Regions from separate parts of the Homo sapiens genome. Here region 1 is linked to region 2. Evidence: chromatin loops called from intact Hi-C (ENCODE). Cell type or tissue: CD14-positive monocyte. All regions are shown on one strand. Each heading gives the region's core, and the rest is flanking DNA. Links, peaks and the distances in the headings are about the cores only. Region 1 holds the start of LOC105376314 (a long non-coding RNA gene). Region 2 holds the start of BRD3 (bromodomain containing 3).

The links. A loop is a pair of places that touch in the nucleus more often than their neighbours do. Peaks named below come from ENCODE experiments on the same cell type or tissue, not always from the same donor. Only the 100,000 strongest peaks of a DNase experiment are listed, where the experiment ranks them.
Region 1: a loop joins it to region 2, with 4 times the contacts of the local background. A loop is called at or near these places in 2 of 110 quality-filtered maps.

The regions. Positions count from the first base shown.
Region 1 is chr9:134,920,777-134,936,534 of GRCh38, forward strand. LOC105376314 (a long non-coding RNA gene) reads left to right here and starts at 15,748. Exons shown (of 4, transcript NR_188683.1): 1 at 15,748-15,758. RefSeq lists enhancers at 4,240-4,379, 7,736-8,594, 8,595-9,452, 12,261-12,320 and a silencer at 9,933-10,052. In CD14-positive monocyte, for the core only: CTCF peaks have their summits at 6,065 and 6,292; DNase peaks (open chromatin) are centred at 4,455, 7,885 and 8,605; H3K4me3 peaks cover 4,518 bases; H3K27ac peaks cover 6,782 bases.
Region 2 is chr9:134,055,517-134,071,274 of GRCh38, forward strand. It overlaps BRD3 (bromodomain containing 3), which reads right to left and starts at 12,510. Exons shown (of 12, transcript NM_007371.4): 1 at 12,429-12,510. It overlaps LOC100130548 (a long non-coding RNA gene), which reads left to right. Exons shown (of 3, transcript NR_135126.1): 2 at 1,134-1,198; 3 at 1,446-3,289. RefSeq lists enhancers at 4,097-4,838, 4,643-4,692, 4,713-4,892, 7,073-7,984 and silencers at 11,956-12,205, 12,386-13,115. In CD14-positive monocyte, for the core only: no CTCF peak of the experiment used is centred there; a DNase peak (open chromatin) is centred at 4,745; H3K4me3 peaks cover 1,680 bases; H3K27ac peaks cover 1,530 bases.

The sequences.
Region 1 (15,758 bases), core at 4,306-12,305, 870 kb after region 2:
AGCCTGGACGACAGAGTGAGATTCCATCTCAAAAAATATATAATATATATATTTAGCAGGGTGTGGTGGTACATGCCTGTAGTCCCAGCTACTCAGGAGGCTGAGGTGGGAGAATTGCTTGAACCCGGGAGGTGGAGGTTGCAGTGAGCCGAGATTGCACCACTGCACTCCAGCCTGGGCAACAGAGTGAAACTCTGTCTAAATAAATAAACAAATAAATAAATAAATAAATAAAATTTATATAAAGGCAAGAGGCTGATAGCCATGCTATTCTTGAGCAAGAAAAAACAAGGGTGAGTTGCTTGAAGTGACACCAGCAGTCATTATCAAGCGATAGTGATGGAGACAGTGTGGGGCTGGCTTAGGCGTACACAGCAAACCTAGGGAAGTGAGTAGGGAGTGCAGAAGCAAATCCAGGCACATACGGACCCTAGATTTATGACATGGTGGCTCTAAAGAGCAATAGTGAAAGAATAAACTTTCAATGAGTGGCACAAACTACTGGAGAGTCATATGGAAAAACAAGAAGTTACACTTGACTTTTATCAGATGAAAAAAAAATCCACATCAGGAGAAGGGTAGACCCAAATGTGAGAGGGAAAACAGCAGTTTTAGATCATATTATAAGATCTCCAATAGCCTTGCAGTTATTTTAAATAAGATGGAAAACCACAAACCATAAAGGACAAGTGGAAAAATTGATCATGAAAATAGTATTATTTCTTTTTCAAAATACACCACCGTGGGAGGGAAAAGACGAGCCAGGGTGAGGGAAGAGAGGTTTCAACACACAGAAGTGACAAAAGGCTTGTATCCAGAATAAAGGGTTTCTGTAAATCAACGATGTTGTAGAAAGTGGGAAAGTGACTTCAACAAACGCTTATAAAAGATAATATTTAATAGATGATGGAAGTATGAAAACATGCTCAACTTCATAACTAATCCAAGAAATGAAAACTTAAATCTCATGAGATGACTGCAGACACTAAAATTTTTCTAAACAGCCAACTCTGCAAGGTTTTGGTGAAGAAGTGTCAGAAACCTTGGTACAAGCACTTCGGAAAACTGGCAGTATTCCCAACAATTCCCTACGACCAGCATATTCCATAACCAGCGATGTTCAGCTCAGTTCTACTCAACAGAGAGGTGTGCCCAGCTGGAAAGAAGACACGTGTGAAAATGTCCAGCCCCACGCCGGAAACAACCCAAACGTCCATCCGCAGCAGAATGGGGCCGTCAGCTGAGGTTCGTTCATACTGGAGCATCCTGTAGACCCATAAAATGATCGGATTCCAGCTTCACGCAAAAGCTTTGTTGAAATCCGCAAGCACACGGAGCATCCAGGGCGCCAGCACTAAGGCATGCGAACTGTTCATTTGCATCTGTACAGAGTTTGAAAGTGGGCAAAACTGAACAGCAGTGTGAAGGAATGCATGCTCGGTGGCAACGTGGAGAAAAAGGCCCAGACCATGCCAGTGAGATGACCGCTCCCTTAGCAGGGGCCAGTGAGACGACCGCTCCCTTAGGAGGGGGAGCCCTTAGGCCTGGAAGGGGCACGGGGGGCTGGAGATGGGTTTTGGCTTCATTGGGTGATGCAGGTTTAGTTTATGCACTCTGGTGAATGGGTGTTAAATTTCACTTAAAAGAGCAAGCTTAAATAAACTATTTAAGTAAAATAAATAGAACACATAAGGGTCACCATCGTCCTGTATTGCTCCCACCACAAGCTATAGCCCAGCTGTCTCTGGGAGGTTTGGGGATGTTGAATGCCTGCTGGTTCACTTCCCTGTTGCAGCTCAGGCTTCTGGGAGGTTGAGCAACCCCTAGCCTGGCTGTTGCTTCACGTGCTGGGTCTGCAGCCTGAGATGAGCCTTGGAAGGATACAGAGGGAGAGGCCAGCCAGTGAGGCTGGTCAGAGTGGGGCTGGTCAGAGTGGACAGAGGGAATTCCTTCCCCCTGGACCATGCCCACCCCCGAGGGGTTCTGACCCCATGGGTCAGCAAGGCAGAAACTCTCACACTGTAAAATGCAACAGTTTATTATGAAGAGAAGAAGTGTGGCTGCAACCAAAAGAAAATATAATCTAGCAAAAAGCCTGGCTGCCCAAGCCCCAGGAAGGGTCCTTCTGGCAGATGACACAGGATCAGTCACAGGCTGCTGTGCGGATCATTGGGGATATGCCCTCACCGCACCCTGCCCCTCGAGATTACAACCAGGGCAGCCAGAGGGGTCCTGCTCCACTTCCTCCTGGAGTTAGTCATCCCCAGGACAGCCTCTGCGGCCTCCTCACCCCCAGGGTGTGCCATGTGGTACTTCCTCTCTGCTCTAGTGGACCTGGGGGTCCTTGCTGTTTCTGTTTTGTTTTTTTTTCCTGAGACAGAGTCTTGCTCTGTTGCCCAGGTTGGCGTGCAGTGGCGTGATCTCGGCTCACTGAAGCCTCTACTTCCCGGGTTCAAGCGATTCTCCTGCCTTAGCCTCCTGAGTAGCTGGGATTATAGGCACCTGCCACCACTCCCAGCTAATTTTTTGCATTTTTAGTAGAGACGAGGTTTTGCCATGTTGGCCAGGCTGGTCTCAAACTCCTGGCCTCAGGTGATCTGCCTGCCTCAGCCTCCCAAAGTGCTGGGATTACGGGCTTGAGCCACTGTGCCCGGGTGTTCCTTGCTATTTCTGAAATCAAGAAACATCCTTATAACTGGTTTATGCTTGCCATAGGGGTGCCACACTGTGCTCACCTGTTGAAGCTCAGGTAATACAGCGACAATGCCACGGAATAAGAAGCCACCTGAGAGAGGGTGGGGCTCGCTGCACACCTGCTCTGGGTCCACACACCCCAGGAGCTGCATGCAGATGACTGCACAGAGGAGCCCTCCCAGGCACGTTAGTTCAGGACTCCACGTATGCGGGAGGAATGGCAGAGACTCAAATGACACTCTCCAAATATCCCCAACAACTGTGGACAGGACAAAGTTGAGTTCCCGGCTCACCACAGTGAGGGACAGTGCCAGCTCAGAGTGCTACAGCAGTGCCTCAGATCAGGAAGGGAAGGAAAGGGAAGGTCCAGCTTCTTGAGAGCTCCAAGTCTGGTTTAGGGTGGATCTTCCAGAGGGCTGGGTCAGGGGATTTCGATGTAATAGTTTTGGGTGGGTGCACACAGTACAGCCAGTACCTTGAGATGAAGAGGGTTCAAGAGTCCTGGAGCATACACTCTGGATTCCTGTTGAAGAGTCAACGGGAAGAGTCTCTTGGTTGCAGAGATTAGTCCCACCATCAAGGACTTGAAAGACATAGGGGTGGTGTTTCCCACCACATCCCTGTTCAACTCTCCCATTTGGCCTGTACAGAAGACAAATGGATCTTGGAGAATGACAGTGGATGATCGTAAGCTTAACCAAATGGTGACTCCAATTGCAGCTGCTGTACCAGATGTGGTTTCACTGCTTGAACAAATTAACACATCTCCTGGTACCTGGTATGCAGCCATTGATTTGGCAAATGCCTTTTTCTGCATTCCTGTCCATAAGGCCTACCAGAAGCAATTTGCCTTTAGCCTGCAAGGCCAGCAATATACCCTCACTGTCCTATCTCGGGGGTATATCAACTCTTCACCTTCGTGTCATAATCGTGTTTGCAGAGGTCTTCATCGTTTTTCCCTTCCACAAGGTATCACACTGGTCCATTACGTTGATGAGATTATGCTGATTGGATCCAGTGAGCAAGAAGTAGCAAACGCACTGGACTTATTGGTGAGACATTTGTGTGCTAGGGGGTAGGAAATAAATCTGAGTAAAATTCAGGGAACTTTTCCCTCGGTAAAATGTTTAGGGGTCCAGTGACGCAGGGCCTGTCGAAATATTCCTTCTAAGGTGAAGGATAAGTTGCTGCATTTGGCACCTCGTACAGCGAAGAAAGAGGCACAACGCCTCGTGGGCCTATTTGGATTTCGGAGGCAACACATTCCTCATTTGGACATGTTACTCCAGCCCATTTATTGAGTGAACAGAAAGGCTGCTAGTTTTGACCTACATCCTGAACAGGATAAGGCTCTGCAACAGGTCCAGGCTGCTGTGAAAGCTGTTCTGCCACTTGGGCCATATGACCCAGCAGATCCAATGGAGCTTGAGGTGTCAGTGGCAGATAGGGATGCTGTTTGGAGCCTCTGGCAGGCCCCTATAGGTGAATCACAGTGGAGTTCTCTAGGATTTTTGAGCAAGGCCCTGCCATCTTCTGCAGATAACTACTCTCCTTGGGAAAGACAGCTCTTGACCTGTTACAGGGCTTTAATGGAAACTGAAAGTTTGACTATGGGTCATCAAGCCACCATGTGACCTGAACTGCATGTCATGAACTGGGTGCTTTTTGACCCATCTAGCCATAAAGTGGGTCACGTACAGCAGCATTCCATCACCAAATATCTACGTGATTGGGCTTGATCAAGTACTGAAGGCACATGTCAGTTATATGAGGAAGTGGCTCAAATGCCCATGGTCTCCACTCCTGCCACCCTCCCTTTTCTCCCCCATCCTGCACCGATGGCCTCATGGGGAGTTCCCTATGATCAGTTGACAGACAAAGAGAAGACCAGGTTCACAGATGGTTCTGCATGATATGCAGGCACCTCCCGAAAGTGGACAGCTGCCGCACTACATCCCCTTTCTAGTACATCCCTGAAGGACAGCGGTGAAGGAAAATCTTCCCAGTGGGCAACTTCGAGCAGTGCACCTGGTTGTGCCCTTTGCATGGAAGGAGTAATGACCAGATGTGTGATTGTATACTGACTCATGGGCTGTAGCCAATGGTTTGGCTGGATGGTCAGGGACTTGGAAGAAGCATGATTGGAAAATTGGTGACAAAGAAATCTGGGGAAGAGGTATGTGGATGGACCTCTCTGAGTGGTCAAAAACTGTGAAGGTATTTGTATCCCATGTGAGTGCTCACCAATGGGTGATCTCAGCAGAGGAGGATTTTAATAATCAAGTGGATAGGATGACCTCTTCTGTGGACACCTCTCAGCCTCTTTCCCTAGCCACCCCTGTCATAGCCCAGTGGGCCCATGAACAAAGTGGCCATTATGGCAGGGATGGAGGTTACACATGGGCTGAGCAACATGAACTTCCACTCACCAAGGCTGATCTGGATATGGCCACTGCCGAGTACCCAGTTTGCCAGCAGCAGAGACTAACACTGAACCCTTGATACGGCACCATTTCCCAGGGTGATCAGCTAGCTACTTGATGGCAGATTGATTATATTGGACCTCTTCCATCATGGAAAGGGCAACCATTTGTCCTCGCTAGAATAGACACTTCAGATATGGGTTTGCCTATCCTGTACGCAGTGCTCTGCCAACACTACCATCCATAGACTCACGAAATGCCTTATCCACCATCATGGTATTCCACACAGCATTGCCTCTGACCAAGGCACTCACTTTACAGCTAAAGAAGTGTGGCAGTGGGCTCCTGCTCATGGAATTCACTGGTCTTACCATGTTCCCCATTGTCCTGAAGTAGTTGGATTGATAGAATGGTGAAATGGGCCAGGCGCGGTGGCTCACGCCTGTAATCTCAGCACTTTGGGAGGCCAAGGTGAGCGGATCGCCTGAGGTCAGGAGTTGGAGACCAGCCTGACCAATATGATGAAACCCTGTCTCTACTAAGAATACAAAAATTAGCCGGGCATGGTGGCATGCACCTGTAATCCCAGCTACTCAGGAGGCTGAGACAGGAGAATCGCTTGAACCCGGGAAGTAGAGATTGTGGTTAGCCAAGATTGCACCATTGCACTCCAGTCTGAGCAACAAGAGCAAAACTCCGTCTCAAAAAAAAAAAAAAAAAAAAAAAAGAATGGTGAAATGGCCTTTCGGAATCACAATTACAACGCCAGCTAGGTGACAATACTTTGCAAGCCTGGGGCAAAGTTCTCCAGGAGGCTGTGTATGCTCTGAACCTGCATCAAATATATGATACTATTTTCCCCATAGCCAGGATTCATGGCTCCAGGAATCAAGCAGTGGAAGTGGAAGTGGCACCACTCACCATCACCCCTAGTGACCCACTAGCAAAATGTTTGCTTTCTGTTCCCGCAACATTATGTTCTGCTGGCCTAGAGGTCTTAGTTCCAGAGGGAGGAACGCTGCCACCAGGAGACACCACAATGATTCCATTAAACTGGAAGTTAAGATTGCCATCTGGACACTTTGGGACAGGACCTCCTCCTGCCTCTAAGTCAACAGCCTAAGAAGGGAGTTACAGTGTTGGCTGGGGTGATTGACCCAGACCATCGAGATAAAGTCAGTCTACTGCTCCACAGCGGAGGTAAGGAAGAGTATGCATGGAGTACAGATTTCTTAGGGTGTCTCCTCTGTGATTAAGGTCAATGGGACCTCCTGCCCTGTAATTAAGGTCAATGGGAAACTACAACAGCCCAGTCCAGGCAGGACTCCAGTTGGCCCAGACCCTTCAGGAATGAAGGATTGAGTCACTCCACCAGGTAAAAAACCATAACCCAGGCCAGGTGCGGTGGCTCATGCCTGTAATCCCAGCACTTTGGGAGGCCGAGGTGGGTGGATCACCTGAGGTCAGGAGTTCGAGACTAGCCTGACCAACATGGCAAAACCCTGATTCTACTAAATACGAAAAATTAGCCAGGCATGGTGGCGCATGCCTGTAATCCCAGCTACTTAGGAGGTTGAGGCAGGACAATGGCTTGAACCTGGGAGGTGGAGATTGCAGTGAGCCGAGATCACACCATTGCACTGCAGCCTGGGCAACAAGAGTGAAACTCCGTCTCAAAAATAAATAAATAAAAAATAAGAACCACAACCCGCTGAGGTGCCTGCTGAAGGCAAAGGGAATACAGAACAGGTAGTAGAAGAAGGTAGTCATCAGTACCAGCTACAACCACGTGACTAGGTGCAGAAATGAGGACTGTAATTGTCATGAGTATTTCCTCCTTATTTTATTAGGAATATGTTTGTGCATGTATACCCTTGTACTAAGAAAATATCTTCACTTTATTTCTTCTTTTTCCTTCTACCATGTGACATAAGATTTATTGACTTCATATCAACATTTAAGTGTTGTTAACTTTATATAATATCATTTAGGTTAAGGATTAGTGTGCTTCCAGTTGTACGAAGGACAGCTATATTATGTTAGGTGTAATTATGACTTTATTATTGTCTTTATTTGAAAATTACATATGATACCAGGAGAATGTGTATGGGTTCAAGTTGACAGGGGGTGGACTTGTGATGATTAATACTGAGTGTCAACTTGATTAGATTGAAGGATGCAAAGTATTGTTCCTGGGTGTTTCTGTGACGGAGTTGGTAGAGGAGAGTAACGTTTGAGTCAGTGGACAGGGAGAGGCAGATTCACCCCCAATCTGGATGGACACCATCTAATCAGCTATGAGCGCGGCTAGAATAAAGCAGGCAGAAGAAGATGGAAGGACTAGACTTTCTGAGTCTTCCAGCCTTCATCTTTCTCCTGTGCTCGATGCTTCCTGCCCTCGAACATCAGACTCAAGTTCTTCAGTTTTTGGACTCTTGGACTTACACCAGTGGTTTGCCAGGGGCTCTCAGGCCTTTGGCCACAGACTGAAGGCTGCACTGTCGGCTTCCCTACTTTTGAGGTTTTGGGACTCAGACTGGCTTCCTTGCTCCTCAACTTGCAGATGGCCTATGGTGGGACTTCACTTTGTTATCGCGTAAGTCAATTCTCCTAATCAATTCCCCTTCATATATACATCTATTAGTTCTGTCCCTCTAGGGAACCCTGACTAATACAGGGTCTTTAGGGAGATTCCTGCAATGAGCAATGAAGTCCTTTGCAAGTTTCATCTTCCTGAGCAAGAGTCTCAAGGAACACTAAAGTTCTGCTAATGCAGACCTTGGGGGTAGATGTCCAAGTTATGGCCTCAGCAGGTGAAGCAACATCACCAAAAGCCCAGCGGAGAGCCGTGGAGTCAGGAACCGACTTAGAGTGACACCTAGAGCCAGGTTCTCCTTAAAATGTGCCACCATTGCTGGTGGAGCTTTCCAGGACCCACCGGCCCCAGTGGGCACCTGAGAGCAGCAGCTGTGTCCCCTTCACCCACCCAGAGACCTGGCTCCTCCAGGCACCAGAGCTGCCACAGGGCAGTTGGCTCCCTCCGGAGTGGGGGTTGGAACCAGTGTCGAGCCCAGGCGTATCCCCTGGGCTGGGCTATCCCCGTCCCTCTGTTGGGACACGCCCCCTCATTTTCTGCTTATCGTGTCTGGCTGGTGGTGGGAAGATGGACAGCTCGCCTGGCTGGACCCGGTGGGGCCCTCCACACATTACTCTTTAGGGTCCTGTGAGGAAGCAGAGGGCACCTTTGCTTGGCTGTGAGGACAGACTGTGCCTGCAGCCCTGCCGCTGGGGAGAGGTTCTCTGCCGAGTCAAACCAGAGCCCAGACCCCAGGAAAGGGACCAAGGGCTGCCTGCTCCACCTCTGTTTGGTTATTTCTTATTGGGGGGAAGAGGAATCCAGGACTTTCCTTGAGCAATGCCAGATGCGTCCACACCCATGGGCTTCCTCTCCTCAACCTCAGGACACACGGCCCTGCTTCCTCCTTGTGGCTAACTAGCCCCACTTCTGCCCCTGCTTCCTCCTTGTGGCTGACTAGCCCCATTCCTGCCCTAGGTTCCTCATTCTTTTCTCCAGAGAGGCACGCTCTGTCACCATGTGCCGGCTCCAGGACAGGGGTTTTCGGAAGACCCATGGAATTATTCCATCCCCAACCCCTGGGCAGGGACCCAGCAGCTCACGGAGTTGACCCAGCCTGACCCCTCACTACCTCTTCCTCACCAATATCCCACCTCGTCCAGTCCTCAGGACAGCCCAGGCCACCCCTGCCTCCTGACTCAGGCATCAGGCCCCAGCCTGGGAGCATGAGGTTTATTGAGCACCTGTTATCCCCCTGAGTGGGAGGCCTCCCAGCAGCCCCATGCCTGTGTGAGGAGCAGGGACTGTGGGTCCACACAGACCGGGGCTCTCCCCACCTGGGATGCGGGACCTTGGACCAGCTCCTGGCAGGCCATGCCAATAAGGGCAGGTGAGAGCTGCAGCCCCTTCTGCTGAGAGGGAGAGACAGCCCTGCTGAGAGTTGGGACAGTCATGCCAAGAGCAGGGAGTAGTGGTGCTGAGTTTGGGGGACAGTCATGCTGAGTTGAGGGAGAGTCGTACTGCACAGAGCAGTCTTCTCCCTCCCCTCTCCCCGTGTCCCTAGGTCCAAGCAATGGTTTCTCTTGGCCTTCCTCCCCTTTGCTCCATCTCCCAGACAAATGGCCATAGTCCTCCCAAGGGTTCTTCCAGCAAAGGGAGCCACCTGGATGGAATGCCAGTCCTCCTCGGGTCTCCAGGGAAGAGTGGGTAGATTTGCTTTCCCCACCTCCTGGTAGGTGTGCTTGGGGGGAATGCTGCTGCAGAGAGCAGGGTGCGAGGATGTTCTGGGGCTCTGCAAACACCAGCGGACACCAGAGAAGCCAAAAATCCAACCTCGAAAGGCCTGGGGCCGGGGTAGGCACCATTATCCACCAGTGCCGCGTCCCCACAGACTCCTTTCTCTCCCTCTCCCTTTATCCCACACTCCTTCTCTTTCCCTGCCTCTCCTCCATGCCTAAACAACACTTTCTTGTGTTTAGTGCATAGCTTTTTATTTTAACCATGTTCTTTCAAAATGAATCTGTGTGTGTGTATTTTTAACTTAGGTAAATGGCATCTGTGGCACCTGGCTCTGAACATTACTTCCTCCACCGAATTTGCATCATGCACGTGTGACTTTTACCATCACCCATCCTGGTGCATCTGCATTCAGCCCGACGCTTTCCACAGCCGTGCCACACTCCCCGGGCTGCACCTACTGGGTGACCCAGGTGGCCTGTAAGCCTACCTTCACTCCCAGCGCCAATGCTGCAGTGCCACCCCCGCCCCCAATCGCCGCCTCCCCCCCCTACCCGCCCCCGACGGAACCTGTGTCAGAGTCCTCCTGGCTCACACCAAGGTGGGGACTTCGAGCAGTAAAACTGGACTGTATAGAAAGGCTGTGCTCCAGTGGGGGCCGTGCTGGCTGTTTTTTTTTTTTTTTTTTTTTTTTTTTGAGACAGAGTCTCGCTCTGTCGCCCAGGCTGGAGTGCTGTGGTGCGATCTCGGCTCACTGCAAGCTCCGCCTCCCGGGTTCACGCCATTCTCCTGCCTCAGCCTCCTGAGTAGTTGGGACTACAGGCACCTGCCACCATGCCCAGCTAAATTTTTTGTATTTTTTAGTAGAGACGGGGTTTCACTGTGTTAGCCAGGATGGTCACGATCTCCTGACCTCGTGATCCACCCGCCTCGGCCTCCCAAAATGCTGGGATTACAGGCATGAGCCACCCCGCCCGGCCCGGTGCTGGTTTCTACATTTTCCCACCGACTCTTTGCACGCTCCTGCTTCCTGAGTGTGCCCGGGATTTGGAACATCTTGCTGGTGCTCATGAGCTTCACAGTGGACAACGTAACTGCTGCCCGAGTAAACTGCTCCTTCCTAGCTTTCTCTGCGGGAACTGCTGCCTTTCACTGCTCATGCCTTAGCTCTAGACATCGACCTTTGTGGGCTTCAGACATTGCAAATCTCTTCTTCCTTTCTATCAGCTCTCCGTGGACTTTGCCCCCTACAGTTTTTTGAGCTAGTAATTTTGGCTTCTAAAGTTTTCTTAGCTGAGTGTGGTTGCTCATGCCTGTAATCCCAGACCAGGTGTGTGCGTGTGACCCGTGAGGCTCTGCAGTGGAGAAGACAGACCAGGTGTGTGCCTGTGTGTGTGTGTATGTGCACGCACACCGTGCTCCCCCCTCAGAGCCTCGGTTTCCCTATGTGTAGCGAGTTTGAACCAGAATCCCAGCACTTCAGGAAGCCAAGGTAGGAGGATTGCTTGAGCCCAAGACTTCAAGACCACATGGCGAGACCCTATCCCTACAAAAAAATAAATTAGCCAGGTGTGTTGGTACATGCCAGTAGCCCTAGCTGCTCAGGAGGCTGAGGTGGGGGGATCCTTTAAGCCCAGGAATTCGAGGCTGCAGTGAGCTGTGATTATACCACTGCACTCCAGCCTGGATGACAGGTTGAGACCCTGTCTAAATAAATAAGTTTTCTTTAAGAAGGCTTTTGCAGCCCTTAAGCCCTAAAGATACTCTGCAGTCTTTTGGCTTTCTGATTTTCTACTTTTCCAATCTGGCCCTTTAATCCATGGAGTCCTCCCGTGTCTGTGACCCACAGGTGTAGAAATTCATTGCTGACCTCTATCTGCTAAGCAAACATCAACCAGACCACATGCTCCTTCCCCATTGGATTTGCAGTGTTGCCTTTGGGATTTAAGTTCCCACTTGGGTCAATGTTGGCCATGTCTCTGGGCTCTTGGTTCTAGGCCGTTGCTCTTCTTGCCAGTGCCACGTGGCATTTATTGCTGCGTCTTTGCAGGGCATCTTCCTATCTCACAAGACAAGCCCACGCCCTTTGCCCTTCTTTTCTAATGTTGAGCTAGCCATCTGAGGACCTTAACTCCTCCATCACTGCTGAGCTCCACAAGCACTCTTGATTGCGATTGCGTTGAATTTGTGGGTTCGTCTGGAGACACTCGGCATTGTCCTGACATCAGGCCGCTGCTTCTGAGAGTGTGGAGCGCGCAGAGCCCTGCCCGTCTTCAGACTGTCTTCCACATCTTGTATCAGAGTGGACATTTTTGGTTGATTCCTAGATACTTAATGAATTCTGTTCCTGTGGTGAATGGCATCTTTTTCAGAATTATATTTTCTAATTGGCATTGCTGGGGAAAAGAAATGGTTTGGACTTCTGTAGGCCCAATATGTCTAGCAGAAATAGGCCATGTATCTGTCAGTCCTACTGGTGTTTTTCTACATAGATCATTTGATTAGGAAGAAGTCAATGACTCACTAAAAACGAAGCCCAGAAAAACTAGTTCTCCATTGTCTAGAGTGGTAAGAACTCATTCTTTACACACGTGCACGAACGCACACATGAGTGCACACACACACACACACACACACAACCTGGTCTGTCTTCTCCCCTGCAGAGCCCCATGGGTCCTGCTTGGTGTTATGTCTCGTGCTCCATTCACAGCACACCAGGGACACAGGTAGCAGAGCTCAAGCCTGCTTGAACAAACAGGCCAGGTATTCATAGAGTTCTGGTAGCAAGGGAGTAAATTCTGCCCGATTTCTTTCCTCCAGCCTCAGAGGTGTCTTCTTCCTCTTCCTGGAGTGACTGGGGGGTGGCTACCAAGTTTGAAAGGCAAAAGCCGACCCAGCAGACCCAGTTCCCTGCCCCTGGTAGCCTCTCCAGAGGGCACCTGATGGCAGGCCCCTCTGGAGGATGGGTGCCTCCTGCCAGATAAACTCCCTGACTCCAGATAGTCCAGGCTGCAGTGCCCAGTGGCAGCCCAGGCCAGGGAAAGGGTGGGCGAGAAGCCAGGGCTCCAGTACAGCTTTGAGCAAGCTCTGCAACAGGACGGACTCCAACCATTGAGACCAGATGACCTTTCAGAGCCTTCTCTGCTGAAGCTGACTCTCCTCTCCACCCCCTGACCCCCCACCCTGCCCCGCTGGCTCCGTCTTCCAATTCCAGGAGTCACTGTCGCCGTCAGCTGGTGACCCTGCCACTACTCAGGCCTCATGGGCAGGCAAGGGTCCCCCGGCTCTTGTGTCAGGATCTCCTTTGCAGTAAGAGATCCTAACATCTGTAGAGAATGGGTTCAGCAAAAGGCACACCTGCCAACAGGGTGGTTTGTTCCAGTGCTCAAGGCAAAGCCGACCAATAACATGCTTAGGACGTGGGAATGTGAGATGGGGCAGCTGTGGTAGAAACAGGCTGGCAGCTCCTCCAACAGCCCCCAGCAGCAACCTTGGGAATATACCCAAGAGAAATGAAACAGGCCTCCACACAAACCCCCGCACAAGCACGTTCATAGTAGCACACTTCACAATCCCCAAAAGGTGGAGGTGACCCAGGTACCCTCAACAGAAAGGGATGAACACAGTGTGGTCTCCCCACAGAGGGGAGAGTCCTTCCCCGTTTCCTCTGTCCCCGTGCTGTCACCTCCTCCCTGCCCAGATCCCTGGGCTGGCAGCAACATTGCCCTTTATAAAGCCCCCTACCAGCTACAAAAGGTGAGGTGCTTATCAGCCCTTATGAGGGAGCAGAGGGCAACAAGAGTGAGCCACGGAAGGCAGGGAGCATGGGTCCAGGCAACAACAGGGCAAGCCCTCCTAACATGCCCCACATGAGAAGCCAGGCCACACAGCCCAGGATTCCACTGACGGGAAATCGCCACAATGGGCCGATTGACAGACAGAGAGAACATTCCTTGTGGCCAGGGGATGAGAAGAAGGGTGGCAGGGGGGTAACAGCCAAAGGGTCCAGGGTTTCTTTTAAGGTGATGAAAATGTCCTAAAACTAGAATATGATGATGGCTGCACGATCCTGTAACTATACAGAAAACCTGTGCACTTTAAAAGGGCGAATTCCGCCAGGCGCAGCGGCTCCCGCCTGTAATCCCTGCACTTTGGGAGGCCGAGGTGGGTGGATCACTTGAGGCCAGGAGGTTGAGACCAGTTTGGCCAACATGGTGAAACCCCATTTCTACTAAAAATACAAAAATTAGCCAGGCGTGTTGGCGCATGCCTGTAACCTTAGCTACTGGGGAGGCTGAGGCAGGAGAATTGCTTGAACCCGGGGGGTGGAGGTGGCAGTGAGCTGACATCACACCACTGCACTCCAGACTGGGCAACGGGGTTAGAATCTGTCTTTAAAAAATAAATAAAATAAAATAAAATAAAAGGGTGAATTCTATGGTCTGTGATTTACATCTCAACAAAGCCTTTACGTTGGACAAAGAGTGCTGGGATGAAGGTACCGAGTGGGCCTCCCCCAGCACCCAGGCCCAGGGGTTCTTAGATGGTGAGGAAGGGAGCCTGACTCTGAATACTTTAAAGGGGGGATTTTCTCTAGCCCAGGATAGCAGGGTGGGACAGGCCCTGCTCTGCTATGCAACATGGTCTTTTCTTCCTCTCCCCTCTTCCTTCCTTCTTTTCTCCTTCCCCTTTCCTCTGTCCCAGCACTGTCACCTCCTCCTTGCTCAGACCCCTGGGCTGGCAGCAGCAACATTGCCCTTTATAAAGCCCCCTACCAGCTAGAAAAGGTGAGGTGCTTATCAACCCTTACGAAGGAGCAGAGGGTGAGAGTGAGGACGTCGGGCATCACCACCCAGAGAGACAAACCAATTCATGCTTGGGACTATTTGGAGGTCAGCGTCGGCCTTGAGGCAGAGGAACCTGGGGCTCCAGCAGTAAGCATCCCTCACCCTGCGGCCCACTTTAATTTCCCAGAGATAATAGCACCGGCGCCGAGTATCTGCCGGGCACCTGAAGACGGATGGCCAGTGTTTGCAGGGTAATAGTTTGTGTCAGAGTAAACTGGAATTTATACCCCGGGAGGCAGATAATCCCCTTTAGAACTCTCCAGCCTCCCTGGGACTGGAGGGGCTTTCACAGGCCGCTTGCTGAAGACATAAACAAAGACAGCTCCACGGAAGCACCCTGCTGGCCCCAAGTCCTATTTTTAATATCTTAATTGAGTCTCCAAACCCTAGAACACGGTGGCGCGACCAAATCTCCAGCCTCCACCGACAGCTCTGTGTAGGAGAGAGGTCACTGTCACCTTCCACAAACCCGGGAAAAACAAACTGGGAAGCAGGGTCGGTTTTGGAGAAGGGGCAATTGCTGTTTTTTTGGTGGTGGTTGTTTTTGTTGTTCAGCTTTGTGTATATTTTTAAAGCTTATGAACAGATGAGAAAACTCCAGGCACGTATTCTCACCTAAGTTAAACTAATGGTTCTCAAAATCCCAAATTATTTTACTGCTTTTTGTTCCCCAGAACCAGCTCACAATCTGCTTCGCGCTTGATTTAAAGGCGCTGACAAGCTGCTGCCCGCTCCCCAGCACGGTGGCGAGACTGGATTGGGACTGTCATATATAATGCATGGAGTCAGGGCCGCGAGCCGGGTTGTACGCGTGTGTGATCCGCTCTGGAGCGCTGTTCCCAGAGCCATTGTGCAAACATATTTACTCTGCATAAAAGAATGGGATGAAGCTGCAAAGGACATTTGTTCATCGAAGTGGATTTAATTTTTAAACTCGCATTAGGACAGGATCAACCTTGCTGAAGGGTATGGTGATGTGGGTGGAATGTATAAAACTAATCTAGGATCCACGTTGCTACGGGAGGAGCGCTGGGTGGAATTAAATATTTATTGCACATAAATACCTTGTCCGCCACCTCCCTCACCCCTGCACAGTCACCTCTGTGTAGCGGGTTCTCTGCTACAGTAGAGGGCAGAGCACGGGACCACGGCTTCTTCCATCCTCCCAGCACCCCGATCTGGTCATGGCAGTGACAAGAGACAGCTGGGGGTGGGCACGTGGGTTTGCAGGCTCACACACGCACATGCACGCACCCACACACGTACACACACTGTCCCTGCCTGGGTTCTTTCTCTCCTTCTACAGAGGAGCGCTCTCTCAGAGGCAGAGAGAGCCCAGCCAGCCATGGTCACCATTAAGTCACCTCCATCATACTCTGTGAGTTAGGGGGGCAAGTGAGGATGTGATCCACCAATCCCCAACGAAGAATCCTAGGGAAGAATCTGATTGGCTAGTCACCTGCCAGTCATCACAGCCGAGGG
Region 2 (15,758 bases), core at 527-8,526:
TGGTCCTTCCACTTCCCCACGAGGCTCCTGAGGGTGGAGGAGTCAGGCACAGAGAGAGCTCACGCCAGTTATGGGCACCAAGCACCACACGCAGCTCCGCTGAGACTGCCGGGCAGCACCCTGACAGAAGGCCCAGGCTGTGCTGCTGCTGCCTCCCAGGGCCCAGATGTCAGCTCCCAGGTGTCGGTCAGGTGGGGACATTCCCAGTATCCACTGCTGCTGCACAGGCCCAGAGCCAGGAAATGGGGCTGAAACTGACCTTTGGGGATGTGGGGGTGGTCAGGGCACAAAGGAAGGCTCCCAGGCTGCAGGCCAGCTTCCTCCAAGCATGAGGATGGACGGTCACAGCTCAACATGGGGGCCTGCTTATGCTGCCGTCAGGATCCCACGCCTGGCCAGATCAGGCCCTCTAAGCCACCCACTTCCAACCACCTGACCACTGTTTCAAACCGGAGACTGAGAAGGAGCCCAGCTCCAGCCATGGACACCGGAGTGCATGCCTCGTCCTGGGTGGGGAGGGCAGCCCCGCCCGGCCATGGACTGTGAGCTTGAGCAAGGCAGAAGGAGGGGCGCCCCAGGCTCTGCTTGGCACCAGCCCACGAGCCACGGCAGAGCCGTCCAAGGCCCAGCCCAGAAGCCCTCTTGCTGCTGCCAGGGAAATCCCGGCCAATGTGGTTAAAGCTCTGGGGCTGCACCTGGTGCCAGCATGTGCTCACTGAATGCCAGTGGTCACTACAGGCCCTGAGGGTGCAGTTTGCCTCCAGCTCCGCTACCTGGCAGAAACACACCAACCCCAACAAGACCTGGAAGGCTGAGGGGTGCAGTATAAAAAGCCCCTGGCACACACGGGCAGGCGACTGCCCCACCCTCGGTGGTGAGGCATGGTGATCTCACCTCTCCTCTCCTGGAACACAAACCCTGCCCTCTGAGACACCTACACCCCACACACTCAGATTTTGCAAAAACTCGAGGACAACACGATGCCATGATAAGTGGCCCTGCCTCCCCCAGAAGCCCTTGGCATAGAAGCGGAGCCCCCAGGCAGCCTGGCACCAGCCAGTGGGAGGGGCAGGGAGGGAGGGCAGCCAGAGGGCAAAGGGGTGGCATCCCCCTCAAGCCCCCTCCGCTACCAGGTACTGGGACCCACCACCTGGCAAGGACCACGCCGGGCAGGAGGAGACCAGGAGGCGACAGTCAGGTGAGAGCCCGGGGTGACCCCTCCCTGTGGGAGAATGTGCAGTTCCCAGAGTCCCAGTGGGGAGGGAGGGCTGAGACGGGCTCAGTGCCTCAGGTCCCCGTCCACAGCACATTCACACCATGTCATCCCCTCTGGGGCCGAGGGCTGGTCCCGTCTGCAGACACCTTCCCTCCAAGCACAGTGGGTGGACAGGCTAGAGCCACAGCCAGGGCCTGGCTCTGCCACCCTCAGTGTCTCAACTGTCCAGACAGAGAAGCTGAAGAAACCAGAAGGCGTCTGTGCAAGAGAGCCCCACACAGACACTGGAAAGAACCAGGGCAACCTGCAGACCAACTCGAAAGACCTCCCCTAGGGCGACGGAAATGAGATGAGGCAAACAGCTTCCCGACCAGAGCCCATGCACCTTCCACGTCTGTGCAGGGAGCTCGGGGCCACATCCCGAGATGGGAAAGACAACTGAGGCTTCCACAAAGAAATTACAATGAAACAGACACTGGCCAGGCCAGCTGAAAATCAGTGATGGACTACGGTCCAAATCAACGTGGAGGTTCCAACAAGAGAAGGACGGTGGTGGGGTCACCCTACCCCAGCCTGCGAGTGCCCCAGAGGGTGCACAAGCAGGACAGCCACCCTGTTGCAGAGTGTGGTGCTTTCACACCATGTTCACCCCACCTCAGCCCTCTGGCCCAGACGTCGGTGGCTCCTCTGCCAGGTGAGGTGAGGTGAGGTGAGGTGGGAGCAGACAGTGGAGAAACACCACAAACAGCACAGGTGGTCGGCCAGGGCCACGAGCCCTTCAGCTCACCGATGCCGAGACCCCACAATCCCCACAACAAACCTGCAAGGTCAGAATAATTGCGCACGTGTACGGACGACTAAGCTGAGGCCCCTTCCTCCTTCACCTCCGGAATGCCACCTGAGCGCAAAGGCTTTGGGACACAAAGCACTCAGCAGTCGGCAGTGGAGGCACAGCCCAGGATCAAGACCCTGGGCTTCCTGTCCCAGGCTCCTCAACCTGCAGGCGGCCACACAGCAAGAAGACCCTGGGAAGTTAAAGAACGAGGCGCTCCTGCTTCCCCCACCCTCAACGGCCAGCAAGGACACAAAGGCAGCCCAGGGCAGGGCCAGCCGCCAGCCACAAGGCCCCTCCAGAACCCAAGGTCCAGTGGAGACTCTGAAAGGGCTGATTGCAGGGCCCCCACGGGGTCCACACACCAGACACAGAGGCCCATGCAGAAAGGCGGTAAGGGGCCCCCCTGGGGTCTGCACACCCGACACAGAGGCCCTGCGAGAGGGAGGCATGGAGCGCCCGCGGTGTCGGCACACCAGGATTCACAGCCCGGCTCTCCACCCCCAGCTGACCTCGCTGTGAAGAGATGGTTTGTGCTGAGAGCTTAGCAAGGCCGTCGTCTACCGAGTGCTTCCCACCACAGCCCATGCGCAGGCATGAGAGTCATGCCTCCCGCAGGCCACAGCTTCACTCATGCAAGGACATTCTGGGGGCCGGGACGTCCTAGCCAGTGGCTAGAACTGGGTGTGACCATGGGCCCCCTTGGCTGGGGAGAAAAGGAGGTGCCCCTAGATCCCAAGTCCCCTGGGGCCGCAGCAAAGGGAGGAGGACCTTGCATCACTCCAGGGTGCCACGTGGACGAACAGAGGTAACATTGGGAGTGTGGCTGGCAGTGTTGGACATTCAGAACATGTCTGCCCAAAACAAACATGGCCTTCGCTTCTCCCAGCTCCCAGAAACAAAGTAAACAGAAGGATCACGTCTGGACACCAGGGACCAGCCCCTGTTACATCCCTGTCCCCCCCAGGCCAGAGCCTGACCACTCCGTGTCACCTGCCTCTACTCCTGTAGTGACTGTCAACTTTTTGGATTTCAGAAAGCCAAACCAGCAAGGGAAGCCTTTTCCCGGGGGGTAGAGGTGTCTCTCCTACACACACCCCTACCCCAGGGTCTGAGATGACATCCCAAATCAAACCCGGTATTCTGCAGAGATACACAAAGGTTCAAACTACAGACAGCCTTGTATCAGCTGTAAAGGGGGGCCAGATTTTGCTGCAAAAGAAAAAACCCAGTATCCCCTCGCTCAGCCCACTGTGTCACCAAGAGGGAGGGTGGGCGGCTGGCCGAAGAGGGCTCCATTTTATAGTCCAGGAAGGGGTGGCCTGGGCCCCACAGCTGGTGGGGCAGTGGCACTGGATCTGAAGCAAAGCTGGGCACTGGAGGCTGTGCCTTGGGCCGGTGTGCTGGCAGCGCCTGCTGGAGGAGCCAAGGGGCACTGATTCAACACTGACTGTATTTCCGGAACCAGAGTTAGTATTGGGGGTATGGTGGCGTTGTGGTTACAATCTTTCAAAAGTCCTCATCTTTCAGAGATTTGGACTGAAAGTTCTATGAATGAAATGTGTCTGGAATCTGCTTCATGATAATGTGGGGGGTGAAAATGAGTGGGGTCTGGAAGAAACGGGCCAGCCCAGAGCTGCCCCCGCCCGCGGAAGCTGCTCAGAGGGAAGAGGGTGCACCTCCCTTCTCCCCGGGCCCCCAGCACCCCGTTCCTCAACACACACTCTGCATCCTGCGTCCTCACAGCAACTGTGGGGTCCAGGGTTCTGCCTTGCACCCACTCTCCACCTTCATGCGATGGGGAATAAGCCGACGGGACTCCTGTGAGGAAGTGGGGCAGGGGTGGGGCAGATGGACTCAGGTGGAGTGACTCGGGCTGGAGGAAGGCAGCGGTGCCAGAGACCCCAGTGCCTTAAAGTCTAGACACGAGACACACAAAACCTTCGTGCCGCAATCCCTCCTTCACCCCTCGCAGCTGCCCTGCGGGAATGTGCAGCAGAAGGGGGTGTGGTCTCCTGGGGGTAAACCCTTGCTCCTTTTCTTGGGGAACAGGGGGGCCCCACACCACAGGGACCCTGGACACTGGAGGGGCTGGAAGCCTGTCTGCTAAAATGTGAACCGAGAAGGGTCTGTGAGCATGTACAGTGCAGGAAGAACTCATTTCACCACTCAGCCCTCCAGTGGTGAAGGGGCTCCCACACAGCCTGCTGGCAGCCACCTCGCTCCAGGGGGCTCTTTGCTGTGCGGGCAAGGCCCCCTCAGGAAGGCAGCCTGGCCATCAGCAGCCTGTCGCAGCAGCAGCAGCAGCCTTGTCCTCAGCAAACGCACTCCATCCCTGGGACCATGGCAGGGAAGCGGTGGGTCCTTGGGGGACAGGCCTGGGGAGCCAGATGTGCCACTGCTGCTCTCCCCTGGGCACTGCAGGACAGGGATGGAGCTCTGTCTCCCAGAGGAGGGGGCGGAGGCTCAGAGACCCTCCCTGGGGTCCACCTCCCCGGGTCTCCCACTCAGCTGCCCACAAAGCCCATGCTAGAGAGCCCACAGGCACTGCCTGCCGGGCCCAGCAGAGACAGAGGCAGAGGCCACCCTTGCCAGTCGGGTAAAAGTCGGAGTGAGCAGGCAGCCTGCCTTAGACACAAGAGGATCCGAAACTGCCCAGAGAGGAAACTCAGACAAACCACAAAAGTCCTCGAACGCCAAGCGAAAACCCAGCAGTGAGTGGGTCTGGTGAAATCCTCAAGAAAGACCCAGGCCATGCGCAGTGACTCAGGCCTGTGACCCCAGCACCTTGGGAGGGGCAGGAGAATCCCCTGAAACCAGGAGTTCGAGACCAGCCTGGGCAACATAGTAAGGCCCTGATTCTACGAAAATTTAAAAAAATTAGCCAGGCCTGGTGGTGCACCTAGAATCCCAGCTATTCAGGAGGCTGAGGTGGGAGGATCACTTGAGCCTGGGAGTTTGAGGATACAGTCAGCTGTGATCGCACTGCTGCACTCCAGCCTGGATGTCAGAGCAAGACCCTGACACACACACACACACACACACACACACACACACGATCTGGAATGCCATGGAGATTTCCAAAGTAGCCAGCGGGGAGAGGGCAGTGGCCAGGCTCCCCTAACACTGACTAGCCCCCTTCCTGGGTCCCACTCATGCCCCATCCAAGAGAGGCTCTGTGCTGGACATGGAAGGAATGTTGGTGAGGTGGCCCGAATCCTACCTATCCTCACCCTTGCTGTGTGGCCCCAGGCAGGCCCACCTCTGGCCCTGAAGCTGTGGGTGGCCCCCTGAACCCTTCCCAAGGTCCCTGGACTCTGCCTTCCTCTCCATAGGGCACAGGAGGACCTGAATGAAAAGCAGAAATTCAGCCCCCTTTAGGCTGGCCCAGCCCAGAATTCATCAGAAAAGATGCTGAGTCCAGGGCTGTTTCAGGGCTGTGGACAAACAGGGAGGGAATGGGAATCTGTCCAGTTGCCACCAAAGAAAACACCCAGAAATGCCAGTAGCAGTCTCCCTGACCCCTCCTGCCATTCCATGGCCCTCTTGGGGAGCAGAGACCCAGAGGGGCAGGAGCAGGCATGTCGCCTGGGCAGCACAGCAGCCTAGCCTTCAGGCACTCCACAGAGGGAGGACAGAGGGGTGCTGCCTCCAATGCCACACCCTGGGGCAAACCAGCCAAGGGGCAGCGGCTGGACCATGGGGGCATCTCCAGCCTGGCCTGGGCCCAGAGCAAAAAGTCCTTATTTGGGGTCCAGGGATGGGGAGTCCCAGCTTTCAGCAAACAGGCAGGGTTGGGAGGACAGCTTACCAAGGCCATTCCAGCTATAGCATGAGTCTGGAGGAGCAGTGGCAGGGAGGGGCAGGGCTACATAGCTCTGCAGGGGCTCAACCAGACCTGCCAGCTAAAGGGTGGGAGACAGGAGCACTGGAACCAAGGGTGGGGGTGCTGGAGGAAGCTAGGGGAGGCCTTTCCCAGGGGCTCCCCATTCCCCATGGGTCTCCAGCCCTGGAATTTCCATAGCTCTGGGCCTCTGTACCTGTGTCCCTGACTGGATGGCCCCCACTGGGGCACTCCAGCCCGTCTCCTGGACTCTGTCCTGCGTCAGTGGGGGTCAGATGAGCCCCATCTTCCATAAGTGGAGGGGACGCTCAGAGGTGAAGGGGCACAACGTCGCCCAGGCAGAGAAGGCCAGAGCCAGCTTGAACAAAGCTGGACATCCATGCCAGACTCACCGCCAACACCCCACAGCCCCAGAATTCTCGGGATAATGCTGGGAGCAGTGCTGTGATCGGCTGTGGCAGGAGGGAGCTGAGTCTGTGAGAAGGGATCCCAGCCTGCTGCCCCCACAGCCCCATCTAACCCGGCCAACCTAGCACCTGTCCCCAGGCGGCCAGAGGGGCCTCCCCAGCCCACGTGGTGACCAGCGGCCACCCTCCAGGACTCGGGAAACTGGATCTGTCAGGGCAGGGCTGCCTTCAGTGACAGACGGAGCCAACTGCTTCCTTCTATGGAGCCAGGGGAGAAGTCGGGGGTTGGGGGCCCCCTGTAGCCCTGGAGGAGCCCTGGGGAGGGCAGCTGGGCATCGTGGGCCCCACCCAAGCAGGCACGGCCAGCCCTGGCGCCTACTCCCCAGGGGAATCTGCCCAGTGCTGTGAGCCCCCCATGCACAGCGCACCTGCTCTCCTGCAGCTGCCTGGCCGCCTGGAGGGCCCGGCTCTACAGGCCCAGCCCTGTCCCGGGGCGCTTCAGCAGACTGGTGGGGCTATCCTGGGGCATGGCCCCAGACACGCTGGGCAGGTGCAGCTGCCAGCGCTGCCTCTCCCGTGACTGTCCCCTGCACCCCACAGTTCTCCCCACTCTGCACCCACCAGTGCCTTCTAGACCTAAGACCTCATATGCCTCCTGCTTTCTGAACCCAGGGCCTGTGCTTCTCCATGGCCCCACGGCCCTGGGTGAGCGGCCTCTCTGAAGGTTTCCCTTCCTGCCATGACGCCCCCACAGCCTTCTGGCCACAACCCGTCACCTCTTCCAAGCTCCGTCCCTACCCGCCTCTCTACCCACTCCTCGAATAGAGAGGACTCAAAGGACGCTCTACCCCCGTGGGACCCTCATGAGGCGCGTGAGGAGGCCCGACCCTCCACACATGCTGGGAACGAGGAAGTTGGCCCCACAGACACTGGTCAGGCCCTCCCAACCCCAGGCCACCGCCACGTAGTCAGGGTCTCCCACGGGTCTGGGAAGGGCAGGAGAGCCACGACTCAGGCAGGGGACTCTCTTCAGAGGGGCAGTGAGTGAGGACAGCACCTGGCCCTTTAGAGGGAAGGAGACACCGTGCTCTTAGAGGGACACAGCCTCAGGGTCAGGCCCTGGTGCTCCGCACTTCCTAAAACAAAGCTGCGGCAGGCCCACCTAGCATCCATCTGTCTGCTCCATCTCCTCTCAGCCGGCCTGACAAGAACCAAACTCACAAAACACCCCGGCCCCAGGAGACAGGCCTGGCCTCACTGCTGTCCCACTCAGCCATGCCGAGCCAGGACAAGGGGCCAGCAGGGCCGCAGCTCTCAGACCATCCCCTTGGTTATTTCGTCTATGTTCTCTGCTCACCCCCAACCACAAATGCCGAGGACTGCAGGACGCCCCCAGGCCTGTTGCCGGGACAGACCGGAGGCAGAGCTAAGAGCAAAGCGTGGGCATGCAGCACATCTGTCTGTGAGTCCACAGCCCACGGAGCCACCGTGCTTGACCCTTGCCTCCTACCCAGCCCCTGGTACCAGCGAGGGCCTGGTCAGCATACCCAGGGCTCTGTCCTGTGGTGTGGGCAGATGGGGGCGGGTGGCACCCTGGACCCGCAGGCTCACACAGCTGCCCCTTTGCACATTTTGCTCCTTGTGGGATTGTCAGGCCAAGGCTCCAGTGACGCATGGCACAGGGAGGGCATCCTCTCAGCCGCTTATAGTAGATTCTTCCTTCTGCCACATGACAGGTTATAGCTACAATACTCAGCACTCCTGCAGGGGCCGGGCACCTCACACAGATGCATCTGTGCCTCATCTCGGTCAGTGCTCACACGGAGGCTAAGGCCGTCCCGCCCCAGAGTCCCACAGCTCCCAGGTACCGACTCTTAGTCCCAGGTCCTCACAGGTGCACTGAGGGCACTCCCTCTGCCCCAGACTCCAGGCCTGGCCAGCAGCCGCCTCTGCAGATCACACCCGAGTCCACTGGGTGCTTTGCAAAATGCTGCAGCTGGTTATCAAGCCACACTCAGAAAGATCCAGCCGGCGACTCCTGAACATCACTGCACCCTCAGCGGGACACTTTTCCAAGTGGCTGGAAAAGTTGTCTCCCACAATACCGGATTAACTTCTGACGAACTCAGTACCTTGGGGGCCTGCGGCAAGGAGGGGGGCGGGGGCATGTTCCACGCCCCATCTTCCCAACACCAGGCTCCGAAGGCCCTGTGAGGAGGCAGCCTGCGAACTGACTCTCAGGGAACAGCCACAGACTGGTGCGAGACGCAGACAGCCAACAGCACGGACACAACAGGGTCCGAGCCTCCAGCCACACGCACAGGTCCTGGCTCCACTGCGAGCTCAATCAGGAGTGGCCAGAAGACTTACAATTTAAACCACCAACAGGTGAATGGCCCAAAGTGACACTTTCTCTTTAAAAGAGCTCTCGGTCAGGCATGGTGGCTCACACCTGTAATCTCAGCACTTTGGGAGGCTGAGATGGGTGGATCACCTGAGGTCAGGAGTTCAAGACCAGCCCGGCCAACATGGCGAAACCCCATCTTTACTAAAAAATTAAAAAAAATTAAAAAAAATAGCCAGGCGTGGTGGCGGGCACCTGTAATCCCAGCTACTTGGCAGGCTGAGCCAGGGAGAATTGCTTGAACCCAGGAGGTGGAGGTTGCAGTGAAGGGAAATCATGCCATTACACACCAGCCTGGGCAACAGAGTGATACTCTGTCTCAAAATAAGTAAATAAATAAATGAGCTCTCAAGCATCTTGGCCGAGCATGGTGGCTCACGCTTGTAATCCCAGCACTTCAGGAGGCAGAGACGGGTGGGTCACTCACGGCCAAGAGTTTGAGACCAGCCTGGCCAACATGGTGAAACGCCATCTCTACTAAAAATACAAACAAACAAACAAATAAGCAAGCCCTCAAGCCTCTCAGATGGCAGGAGCCCAGGAACCAGAGCAGGGAGGCCCGGGCACAGGGGCCCATGATGTCTGTGCCCATGATTTCACAGGAAGGAGAATAGGCAAAGAAAACCCTATGCTCCGCCACCAGCTGGGCACCTCTACAAGGTGGCAGTACCAACAAAAACACAGGAGCAAGGCCATTCTTGGCAAACGCTGACCCAAATGCACCTGGCACCCCATCATGCTTTGCTACCTGTGCATCTCTTCTGCTCCAACAAGGGGGCGGAGCCACAGGGGTCGGGAAGGCCCAAGGCAGACCCGCAAGTTCCAAAACCTTTTACGGCAAGAAGCCTTGCATTCTACCATGATTCATCCAGTTACCTTCTAGCTTCAACCAGATACTGGCTTCGTGATATAAGGGACCTGCTGGCTAGGCACGGTGGCTCATGCCTGTAATCCCAGCACTTTGGGAGGCCAAGGCAGGTGGATCACGAGGTGAGGAGTTCGAGACCAGCCTGTCCAACACAGTGAAACCCTGTCTCTACTAAAAATACAAAAAATTAGCTGGGCGTGGTGGCGGACGCCTGTAATCCCAGCTACTTGGGAGGCTGAAGCAGGAGAATTGCTAGAACCCGGGAGGTAGAGGTTACAGTGGGCTGAGATCGTGCCACTGCACTCCAGCCTGGGCAACAATGCGAGACTCCATCTCAAGAGGAGAAGAGAAAAAAAAAAAAAAAGGAACCTGCCTAGGACAGGAACCCCGTCAGGTCAGTTATACTTTGATGACCGGTCAAGGAAGCAAGAGGAGGATCCTCTGACCAACTGCGTTAACTGCTTTGAAAACCAAGAGACCCGCAGCACGACTTCAGGCATGCCCCCACCTCCCAGGCAGCAACGCTGGGAAGAGTAGGCCCCGGTTCCCCATACCCCGCCCCGGTACCGTGTGTATCCACAGCAAAACATGGCTCTTCCCATCGACAACTGGGCATAGCTGTTGGTTTTGTGCCAATCACCCCACTTGGGAAACCCTGAGCCACCATGCCTCAGGGAAAGTGGTGGCACTTCCTGGTGGCACCAGGAATCGCACAAGGCCATCACTGCCGCCTGGTGCACAGGGCTCCCGCGGCTGGCATCTCCAGAGCCTGGAGGAAGAGGGTAGAGGAAGGTAGCACCGGCTGCAGCAGGCCTGGCTGCTTCGCTCTGCACACCCCCACTTTCACTTTCTGGGTATGACTACTTCGGAGTGTAGGGCAGGCACTGTTTGCAAGTCCCGTCCTTCATTCAAAGCTCACTCACTTCCGAAGCAGGCGCGAGCTGTTGTCAAAGGAAAGTAATTACTCTACTTTCTAAAAACAAAACAAAAATAAAAATGGAGTGACTGCCCACTCGGAGAAAGCTTTTGAAATCCCTCCTCCCCGGATGTCCCAACGGCAGGGCTCAGGCTGGAGCTGCTCCCACAGTCTTTCCAGGCACCCGGTGCCCTGCTGAGGCACCGGGCCTCTGAGGCTACCCGGAAGGTCAGAAAGAAATGCCCCTCGCTCGCCTGCAGCCCGTCCTGTTACAGCGTGTGCCTTATCTTTCATGATCAGTAACCACCAGCACCCATCAAGGCCTCAACAGAGAAAACGGCAAACACAGACCTTTATTTGCAAATGAGAGGCTGCATCAGGGCTGCCAGGGAAGAACCCGGAGGGAGGGCTCCCTAACCCCCGAGGCCAGCCCCTTGCAGGGGTTCAGACCTTCCTTAGACCCCGTTGGAAGCCAGTAACAAACTACTTTCCCCAGAAAAATGCCATACAACTTTGCATAGATTCCAGGATCTCCCCAGGCATACTACATGGACCCAGGAAAAAAAAAAAACCCTCCATTTTAAAGAAAAGAGTAAGGGGAAAAGCCTACAAAAGAGCAGGGTAAAAAGAAAACTCTTTTCCTCTTCTGTTCCTTCTCACAGGGTAGGGCGGGGGAGGACGGGACACACGAAGCTGCCTCTTGCAGTTCCAGCCCAATTACTCTGCCCACCAATGCACTACAGTCTCCCCTCCTGGTTAACTTTTGCAGACAATGACCAAGTTTAATGTAAGGGGGAGAAATCCCAGTATCTATTTCTGAGCAGAAAGCTTTCAACCAAAATTAAAGATCGCAACCACTCAAGGATTGGGTCGAACGGAGGAACCCACACGATGGACGCCGGGTCCCTGCCCCCGGTGGGTCTCGGCGGGCCGAGTTCTCGCCCTCCAGGGAAAGGAGGCCGCGCGAAGCCCCCATCCCGGCCCTGCCCCCGAACGAGCAACCGGTGGAATAAGACTTCCCGCACGCCCCAGCTTTATTCACAGAGAGCCCACCAGGGCCATGTGGGTGTACACGGTTCGGGGTGCGCATTTCTCCCCGGATGGGCTTGTATCACGTTGTCACTCCGGCGCCCCCCAAAAGTGGGAAGGAGGGGAAGCACCCCCGTCCCTCCCGCTCCAACTCGCCCTCGCCCGGATTAAGCGATTTTCAGGCTGATTTCAAAACGGGAACTGGGTCTCCCCCTGGTTTGGGTGCAATAATCCGGCAACTCAGGGGGGCTCAAAGTCAGCTCTGGGCCCGTAACTCTGGGAGGAGGCCGCGCAGAGCCCAGGGCCGAGCCCGGCCTTGCCCCCCGCCCCGGCCGCGGCGCGCGGCGACGGTCCCCAGGCGCGGGCCCCAGCAACGGCTCGGGAGCGAGGCCGGCGGAACAGGCGCGGGGAAAGTGGCCCCGCGGAGCGCACGGCCGCAGGCCGGGGCCGCCGCGCGCACCTTCCCCCTCCGCGTCCTCCCTGGGTTCCCCCTTCGAAAGATGGCGGGCGGAGGAAAGGGGGAAAAAAATCCCTTCCGTGAGGGAGGGCGCGCGGAGGCCGGGCTGGCGCGGGGCGCGCGGGCCGCGCCAACTCCGGGCTGCGCGCCCCGGCCGCAGCGACGCCCCGAGTCCGGGACGGAGGCGGCCAAGCGGGAGCGGGAGGAGGGGAGCGGAGCCCGCGCCACCGCCGCCGCCACCGCCGCCGCGACCCCGGGCGGCCGCCGCGCTTTGTTGCATCGTGGCCGCGCACAAAGGCGGCGGCGGCGGCGGCGGCCCCGGGCGCCCGGTTCACCCGGACGCGCCGGCGGACTGCGCGGGGCGCTCGGGGCCGCGCTCCCCGGCCCAGCCCGGCCCGCCGCCGCCCGCGCCGCCCGCCGCCCCGCGCGCGCAAGGAAGCAAGAGAAAGGCGTACTTGGCCTCGCGGCTCCGGCGGCCGTCCCCTCCCGGCCCGCGCGGCCGGCTCCTCTTTGGCTCGCCGGCCCCGGCAGCATAATAGACGCGCCGGAGCCGAGCAGGGCTCATGCGCTGCGCCGCGGCGCCTGGCGGGAGTCGTAGTCCGCGGCCGGGCCCGCGCCGGGGCCGCCCAGGGGAGGCCGCGGGCGCGCGGACTACATGTCCCGGCCCCGCCGGCGCCGCGCCCCGCCCCGGGGGCCCCCGCCCGCCCCGCCGACCCGGCCGAGAGCGGGCCTGGCCCGGGGGGCGCGCGGGGGCGGGGCTCGGCGCCCGCCCGGCAGGGCAACAACGCTGGGACCCCGTGGGCCGTTCCCCGCCCGGGCCCGCACGGCTCTCCTCACCCCGTGTCGGGGACAGCGCCTGGCGGCGGATTTTCCGGTGCCCCAGGACGGCATGGAAGAAGCGGGCACGCAGCCAGCACCGCAGCCCCCGTCCGGGCACCCCGAGGCCCGCGGGAGCCACCCTCGAACCCCGGCCGCGCACGGGCGGGGCGGCGCGCACCTGCCGGGAGCCCGTGTTTGTAAACAAACCGCGCGCCTAATTAGCCTGGCGGGAGCGCGCGCGCGGGGCGGGGGGCGGGGCGTCGGTGCGCGCGGGCAGGTCGGCCCCGCCCGGGGAGGAGCCGCGCTCTGCCGCGCCCTCCGTGTCACCATCTCCCCCACCCGACTTGCTGGGGCGCGGGCGCCCAAGTTCGCTGTTGCTGGAGAGGGCGCCAAGTCCCCAGAGCTGGCGAAGAGTTAGGGGTGCTCCCAGCTCTGCCTGGGGACCTTCTCGCCCCAAGCCCCGGTTTCCCCATCTGCCCAGTGAGGGGCGGGAACTAGATACCAGGTTCCCAGCCTGAGATTCCGGGAGAGGGCCACCCCTGGCCCTTTTTCTGTATCTTGAAAGGTTCAGCCCGTGGACACGTTTTGCATCTTGTTTTGGGTGATGACGACTCGGGTTTACACATAAATCAAGTTGTGGGGGGGGGGGTTTTGTTGTTTTTTTGGTTTTTGTTTTTTTTTTTTTTTTTTGAGACGTTAGTTTCGCTCTTGTCACCCAGGCTGGAGTGCTGTAGTGTAGTGAGTGGCTCGATCTCGGCTCACTGCAACGTCCGCCTCCCGGGTTCAAGCCATTCTCCTGGCTCAGCCTCCCGAGTAGCTGAGATTACAGGCACCCGCCACCACGCCCGGCTAATTTTTGTATTTTTTAGTAGAGATGGGGTTTCACCGTGTTGACTGGGCTGTTCTCAAACTCCTGACGTGAGATGATCCGCCCACCGCGGACTCCCAAAGTGCTGGGATTACAAGCGTGAGCCAACGCACCCGGCCACATAAATCAATTTTAATCCAGCTGTAACTTAAGGTGGTTACACGTTGTGTACATTAGACCCCAATAAAAACGTCAAAAACAAAACGAGGTTCCTTGGTGCCTGCTGAACCTGCCAACTGCAAGGTCGAGTTTCCTTGTGTGGGCTGCACCCACCCCAAGCCCCTGGGGTCCCCAGGTGTGTTCCAAGTTGAGCAGCAGCTCCACTGCCTGAAATGCACACATCTATGCAATATTCACAAAGTGAGTGCCAGCACAGAGACAATTCATCCCCATGCTCACCCAGAAGGCAGGTGTTCTGTTCCAGGCTGACAGGTAAGGAAACAGGCTCAGTGAGGCAAAGGGTCCTGCCCAAGGTCACAGAGCCAATTTGCAGGACGGCTGAGACCCAAAGCCCCGGGGTCTTAGGAAGAGTTTGCAGGGGAAGCCAACACCTTTCCCAATCCTGTCCCTCTGTTTCTGCTGGGAGCCCAGGACCTTCTCACACTCCAGGGCAAGGCTCTAGGACGAGGTTCCAGCCTTGCCTTTCTAGTTGGCAAAATGGACAAAGTGCAGTCCTCAGGCGCAGGAAGGTCGGGGAGGGGGAATATGAGAGGTGAGGATCTGCAGGCAGTTCCCTTAGAACTACCATCCTGGTTGTGTCCCCAAACCCCCGGTGCAGTTCCTCAACCTACAGGCTTCTGTGTTAGCCACCTTGGAGGCTGCAACCCATTCCTGCTGTCTGCATCTCATCTCCTTGGGTATCTTGAGCACTCTGACCACCAGGATGGCCACCTCACCACTTACACAGACCCCACTGCACTCCTCCCAAGGCTAGAACAAAAAGCCTTTCCGCCTGGTCTTGACCTCAAGGAACCCAGGTACATGCACACAGCAGGCTGCCCTGACCAGCCAGCGTGTCTGAGGCTGCTGACCAAATGCCCCCAACCCTTATGGGCCTCCCACTGCCCTAAGGTGACCCCCAGGAGTATGGCAGGAACCCAGGCGCTCCCTGGGCACTGGCTCTGATGGAAGCACCAAGGTCCCCTTCTTTCCCTTCCCGCTGCTCACCCACACATGAGTGGCCCGGATGGCTCCATGGAGCCAACTTTCCCGAGGCTGGAGAAGTCTCTAGGAAGCAGAATCTGTAAGGGAACAGGACAGAAACTCTCATTTGAGCATCTCAGCCCCTGTGCTACTATCTCTGAAGACTAGTTTAGGGGCCACAGTGGCAAACAGCTGAAAGCCAGCAGGGCTGCCATTGAGAAGGGATTTGGGGTGGCTCTGCAGTCCCCTCCAGCCCCTAGCAGCCCATCATCCTCTCCCTTCCTGCTCAGGCTCTTGGAATTTTAACCTCTGGTACTGCTGAATTTCCCAAGTGAAGCCACTTAATCTCCCCGACCCAGGTTTCCTCCCCTGTCACAGGAGGATAAAAATAGAACCTGATCCCGCAGCTCTGGTAAGGGAGGGGGGCATGTGCAAAGGTTGGGGCTGTGATCAGGAGCAGGCTGCTGCCTTTGCCTCCTTGGCCATCACTCACCTCTCTACCTTCACGTTTTACTTCCTGAGCCTCCTTGTGGGCTGTCTCACGGCTCCATGAGAGCAGAGCACTTTGTCCATGAGGTATCCCTAAACATCCTTCAACAGTATCTGGCACCTAGTGGGTGCTCAATACATAGTTGTTGAATGAATAAATGTTCTCTTCTGCACCTCTGTCCTGCCCTCCAGCCTCCATCTGCAAACCTCAGTGTAGCCCAAGCTCTACCAGTGAAGCAGCCACCTGCTCACATCTAAAGGAGGACCCAGAGCCAGGCTCCAGCCAGTACAGGAGCCAGGGCCTCAGCTGCCTCCTCCTCCTTCACCCACAATGCCCCTTAAGGCAGCAGTCCCCAGCCTTTTTGGCAACAGGGACCAGTTTCATGGAAGACAATTTTTCCACGGATGAGTGGGGGCAGATAATGGTTTTGGCATGAAACTGTTCCGCCTCAGATCATCAGGCATT